2 separate regions of the Mus musculus genome follow, and region 2 is linked to region 1. A link is a loop called in an ENCODE intact Hi-C map of the cell type or tissue named here. Cell type or tissue: left cerebral cortex. All regions are shown on one strand. Links, peaks and the distances in the headings refer to the core of each region. The heading gives the core; the rest is flanking DNA. Region 1 overlaps Usp13 (ubiquitin specific peptidase 13 (isopeptidase T-3)). Region 2 has its middle 12 kb from the start of Ttc14.

The links. Peaks named below come from ENCODE experiments on the same cell type or tissue, not always from the same donor. Only the 100,000 strongest peaks of a DNase experiment are listed, where the experiment ranks them.
Region 2: it touches region 1 in a loop (11-fold over the local background); 6 of 42 quality-filtered maps call a loop at or near these places.

The regions. Positions count from the first base shown.
Region 1 is chr3:32,909,168-32,912,087 of GRCm38, forward strand. It overlaps Usp13 (ubiquitin specific peptidase 13 (isopeptidase T-3)), which reads left to right. Exons shown (of 21, transcript NM_001013024.2): 14 at 2,406-2,494. Among named protein-coding and RNA genes, the nearest start is that of Gm34153, 61 kb to the right of the region's middle. In left cerebral cortex, for the core only: a CTCF peak has its summit at 1,237 (motif pointing right); a DNase peak (open chromatin) is centred at 1,262.
Region 2 is chr3:33,786,497-33,789,416 of GRCm38, forward strand. No RefSeq gene overlaps it. Among named protein-coding and RNA genes, the nearest start is that of Ttc14, 12 kb to the right of the region's middle. In left cerebral cortex, for the core only: no CTCF peak of the experiment used is centred there; a DNase peak (open chromatin) is centred at 1,394.

The DNA.
Region 1 (2,920 bases), core at 245-2,744:
TACCCACTACAGAGTCATTCCTTAATTGTTCCTCCACCTTCTGTCCCAACCTCCAACTAATCCACTGCCCATACCTTATTTTCACACAGCTCTTTAGCATAGAGTCAGCAACTTTCCTGGCTCCAGAGTCACCATTTGCATACCATTGATTTAATGAGATTACCCCAGATTTGATATTAATGTGAGAAGGTCTGGGCAGAGGAGAGGCCTCAGTGGTAAAGACTGCTGCTTAGGAATGAGAGCTTGCCTGTGTGGGATCTGGTGTGGCTTGTGCAGAAGCAGAGCACGGTGGGCATGGCTGTAAACATGGTACTGGGATGAGGACAGGGGCACATCCCGGGCTCCCACTGGCTAGCCACTCTCATCTGAGCTCCAGGGACAGTAGAGACTGTCTCATAAAAGTAAGGTGGAGAGTGAGAGAGGAAGAAACACACCCACTGATTGTTGACCTTTGATGGACACATACATGAGCATCTCTCTCTCTCTCTCTCTTCTCTTCCCTCTCTGTCTCTCTCTGTCCCTCTCTGTCTCTCTTTGTCTCTTTCTGTCTCTCTCTCTCTCTCTCTCTCTCTCTCTCTCTCTCTCTCTCTCTCTCACTCTCACACACACACACACACACACACACATACACACACATACACACTCACACACTGTAGCTGAAAGATAACTTTTTTCATTAGTTGAAAATGCTATAATAGCAGGTGAATTTTGTTGACTTTCTGTAAACTGGAAGTCTTGGCTTCATTTAAATGAGAATGATATATATTTAGGCTTCTCAGGCAGCCAGAGAACCCAATTGGAGGGACTGTACGTTTCTTCAGAGAGCCAGGATAATCCTAGATCAATCCCTTTGCAAGGCTGAGCTCTCATAGTTGCCTTGCATTGAGGCCTGTTCTCATCTACTGTCCTTCTGAGGGAGAACTTGAGACAGAGCAGGGAAGATACAGGTCAGTGACAGACCAGTTCAGTGTCCGAAACTTTAGGGATGATGGAATTCACTCCACTTCCTCAGTACAGTACAGTCTGGTGTGTCAAGGGGTTTTCACAAGGGCGAGAAAGCACTGAACAACCCTGACAGCACATCCACGAGTAAGATCATTTCCAGATGTAAAACGAGCCTCAGAGGGGCCAGAGATTCCCCCGGATCTGGAGTAAATTACGAGCCTACTGAAGACTTAAAGCCATACTTCTCTACTCTTTGCCCATGGTCAGCCCTGTGCTGTGTCTACTATTCTGCACCAGAGGGCAGCAATACATTGGAGTTTGTTCAGACCTAAAAAGATGTGTATCAGATAGAAGGCAATGGCTCTAATTCAACAGTGAGGTTTGGAGGAGAAAGCTCGGAGCCTTCTATTTTAAAGGGGACCTATTGTACCATCTCTGGCTCATTGTCTGTACATGATTTTAGCCCAAAGGCTGGGAAACAATGTGGCTCTTTGTCTGTTTACATAGACAGGCAAATAGAAAGAGGTGCTGGAAAGACATAATTGGTGACCGAATGAGTGGGATTCGGGCACTGAGAGGCATGGATTTGATGTGCAATTAGAACAGTCAGTGTGTGCATAAAAGTGATAAAGCCAAGCCTAGAATACTCTGTATTTCAGTTTGAAGTGAACTCAGAATTAACTCAGTGTTAATTTAAAAATGTCAAGTTCAGGGGCAGGAGCACTTGCCGCTCTTGCAGAGGACCAGGGTCTGGTTCCCAGGACCTACATGGTGTCTCATAACCACAGGTAGCTCCAGTTCCTGGGGACATGACCTGCTTTTCTTAGGTCTGTGGACACAGACATGGTACATATACACACGTGCAGGCAAACACCCATACACATAAGCTAAAATCTTTTAAAAGATAAGGCTTAGGTTTAGATAGAGAGAGCTAGCTATAGGACCCGTGCTACCCGGGATCCTGGTATTCAAAGAGACTCTGTAATGGTCAGCCTCAACCCGAGTTCTGGCAACCCTCCCTTGCACCAGTCCACTGCTGTGAGACAGTGATGCCCAGGAGGAGTGAGGCTGGCTTCTCTGCACCACGTAGGGAATGTCACAGACATGGTGCGTGCTTGACTGAGAACACACACAGATACATACACAGGTAAAAACACTCCAAGAATGCTGGGAAATCAAGTGGTTTAGGCACACTTTCCAGAGCACTGCAGCAAAGCAGTCACTGTGAGATAGCTGCACCCAGTGATTACTGTGTCCCCAGTCAGCATTTTCTGCGGCAGAGAAGCCAGGGGGTTGGAGCGAGTGTGCGAGTACCGGTGTACTGACTGTTGGTTGGTTCCTTCTCAGGGCAGTCCTTGGCATTGCCAGGAGCCCCAGACAAAGCTGCCTGTGAGCCATGGACAGCAATAGCCTTTCTTTTCTTCCTTGTTTGATTGATCTCCTCCCCTTGTGTTTCCCAGAACTTCTCGCTTTGCCTCATTCCCTGAATACTTGGTAGTGCAGATAAAGAAGTTCACTTTTGGTCTTGACTGGGTTCCCAGAAAATTTGGTAGGTATCCTTTGCATGCTTTCGCTTAAACTATAGAGTGAGCCACCTAACCAGACATGGCATGTGAAAGAGGCTGTGGGAACGTCTGCCCCGTCCCTTCCACCCCATTGTTTCCTCTGTTACTCCCAGGTTTCTCTGGACCCAGAATCTAGGAGAAACACTACCATAAGAAACACCATATGCTAACCACACCCTCACCACTGAGCTCTGGGAGGATCAGGTTCTCAGAGGGGAAGTACACTCCTTGCGACAGCGCATCTCAGAAGTTACTGTGCACACAGGTCACCTGGGATCTTTGGAAAATGCAGATCCTGATTGGCAGGTGTAGGTGGGCTGAGCGACCATGTTTCTAACCTACCGCATGGTGTTGGCATTGACAGTCCAGACGCCACACTTGTAGTAGTAGGTAGCTGGAGGTATAACTTC
Region 2 (2,920 bases), core at 127-2,626, 880 kb after region 1:
ACACTCACAGTAGCAAATTCCTTCAGATAACCTTATAACTGTGCATGTATACATTCTCCTGGTTCTGTTCCTCTGATGGACCTCAACACAGCAAATATGCAGCTATCTGTCCTATCAGCTTATAGTAACTACGTAGACTCACATATACAATGACCTCAAAAATTCTTAAAACAAGATAAAAGTACAGAAACCAAATATAAAATCAGAAATAGGATATCTTATATCCTAGGTAGAATATAAGAGTAAAAGGCAGATGTTGCAGATGCTTTTATATTGTTCAAAATAACTGAGCTTAGTTGAACAGAATAAAATTCTTTAAAAATAAGTTTAAAAAACAAATCAAACTGCATGGCTCTGGAACTCCCAGTCACCACACTCCCTATGCCGACTTAAAAAGCACTTTTAATCCACCTATAATATAGACCACTTCCACAGAACAATGCCTTTCTGTTTATTAATTTCCGATTGGGACCCTTTGCTTGCCAAACTTCTTTTCAAACAAAGAGATGATACTACTGCCCAGAATAGTTTATTTTTAGGTCTCTGTCATTGAACCTGTTAACTGGGCCTTGCTCAGTCATATTAAGAACAACAAATATCCCTTTCTTTACTATAAATATAACATATACATGTGAATATTACACATATTCATTCAAGCATTTATTTCACACATGATATGTACCAGATATGCACTAAGCTAATTATTGAGTACAAAATCATGAACAGGACACAGGGAATTGCCATTTTAGTAGGGAGAACAGATAATTCACATGGGTATTATGATGGAAATAAATGGAGTGTTAAGAAAAAAGGGAGTATTTTTTTATGCTCAGGTGCAGAGACAAAAAGAAAATACAGTTAAATAGTGAAAGAGCATTTTGGAAAATATACCAACAATAGCTATGCAATACAAAAAACACAGAGCATTTAAAGTTGATAGGAAACCCATGTGACTGCATCTGGATAGTGAGTGAGAGCACCAAGAGTTAAGACAGACAGACAGACAGACTATAAGGGGCTTCATGATTGAACTTGGAAACAATATTGCCTTCTAAGGAAGTGAGGCTAGGCAAGATCAAAGCGTAATGAACAAGAATTACAATTTATAAGGGCGAATGAACACAGAACGGCATTTTCTGTGTGGCTAGTGTTCCTGTAATGTATAATTCCAGCATGACCGAAGGGCAGACAGAGAATGGTCAGCATATGATTGTAACTTACACTGAGACATAATCAATAACACAGAAGCCAGCCTGAAGAAATCATCTGTTAACAAGACAAAGGAGTTCCCTAAAGCTCATAAACCTCTCCAGCTACCACTCAAAGTACAGAAGGCCAGGGAAGAAAAAAAAATAAAGGGGTGTTACTGAGTTGAACTCTCAATTTTCTTCCCATCAGTGTGATTCAGCTAGGGCAGTTATGTTTACATCTGTTTTGTATTCTGGGCTTCCATTCTCGAGAAATTCTAAAATACTAAAAACTACCTTGGAAAGAAGGTTTTAAATATGCACATCACCAGTTATATACATATGCTATATAAAGAGTGTGTGTGTATGTGTGTGTGTGTGTGTGTGTGTGTGTGCTATATACATGGAGACAGAGTAAGCAGAGCATTTGATCGCCTTAGCAGGAATACTCACATAGAGGAAATGGATACATATATAACATTGAACTGGTGCAGGTTTTCATTATCATACCATGACAGATAGCATTTGCTTTTGCTTTTCTTTTTCCAGTTGCATTCATTCCTTTGTTTTTGCAGCAAACTTCTAAGGTTGTCTTTCCATGAGAGAATATATTGAAATTAAAAATTGTTTTTTGACAGTAATCATATGACTACATTAGTGTGTGCTATCTAGACTGGTGATCAGTCAGTTTGGTTAGTCTGTATCAAGTATGTATAAACTATTGGCCAAAACTTAATTCAATTTTATGCTGAGGATGTATAAAATTACGTGAATTTAAAACTAAGGATCTGGGCCCTAATGTGTATTATAGAACTGCCACATTAAGACTTCCTTACAGTAACTAGCCAATCTTCCCTGTAATTTCTGAGGCTTGTGTAATTTCTGAAACTACACCTAAAGAAACCAGAAAATCTCACACACTTGAAACCAGCCACAGTGGGAACCCATTTGCTAGTACTATAATACAGTAGAAAAATAGTTTTATAAGATTTCATAGAAAAAAGTACAGCACCTTAAAGAGAGAGGTAGGGTATTATGTAAGACTTGCAAGGTCCATTTCTTAATAGAGTACAGAATTTTAGGTTTAAACATCAACGTTCATCATATACAGCACTGTCTTAGTCAGGGTTTCTATTCCTGCACAAACATCATGACCAAGAAGCAGTTGCGGGGGGAAGGGTTTATTCGGCTTACACTTCCATACTGCTGTTCATCACCAAGGAAGTCAGGACTGGAACTCAAGCAGGTCAGAAAGCAGGAGCTGATGCAGAGGCCATGGAGGGATGTTCCTTACTGGCTTGCTTCCCCTAGCTTGCTCAGCCTGCTCTCTTATAGAACCCAAGACTACCAGCCCAGAGATGGTCCCACCCACAAGGGGCCTTTCCCCCTTGATCACTAACTGAGAAAATGCCTTACAGCTGGATCACATGGAGGCATCTCCCCAACTGATGCTCTTTCTCTGTGATAACTCCAGCTTGTGTCAAGTTGACACACAAAACCAGCCAGTACAAGCACCTTGGAGTTTGAGTGACAAGAGAAGCATGCGTAACTGTGATTTGCTCAAAACATAGCTAGGACTCCTAGGCTAAAGTTATTCCCATTGTGATAAGTATCTAGTTCATCGTAAAAATCTTTCAAACTCTTAAATATTTTGGAAACATTTAAATGCCATATTCTCATTTTTTATAATAGCATAAACTTTAAAGTTTTATTTCTTTATAAATAAGATATAT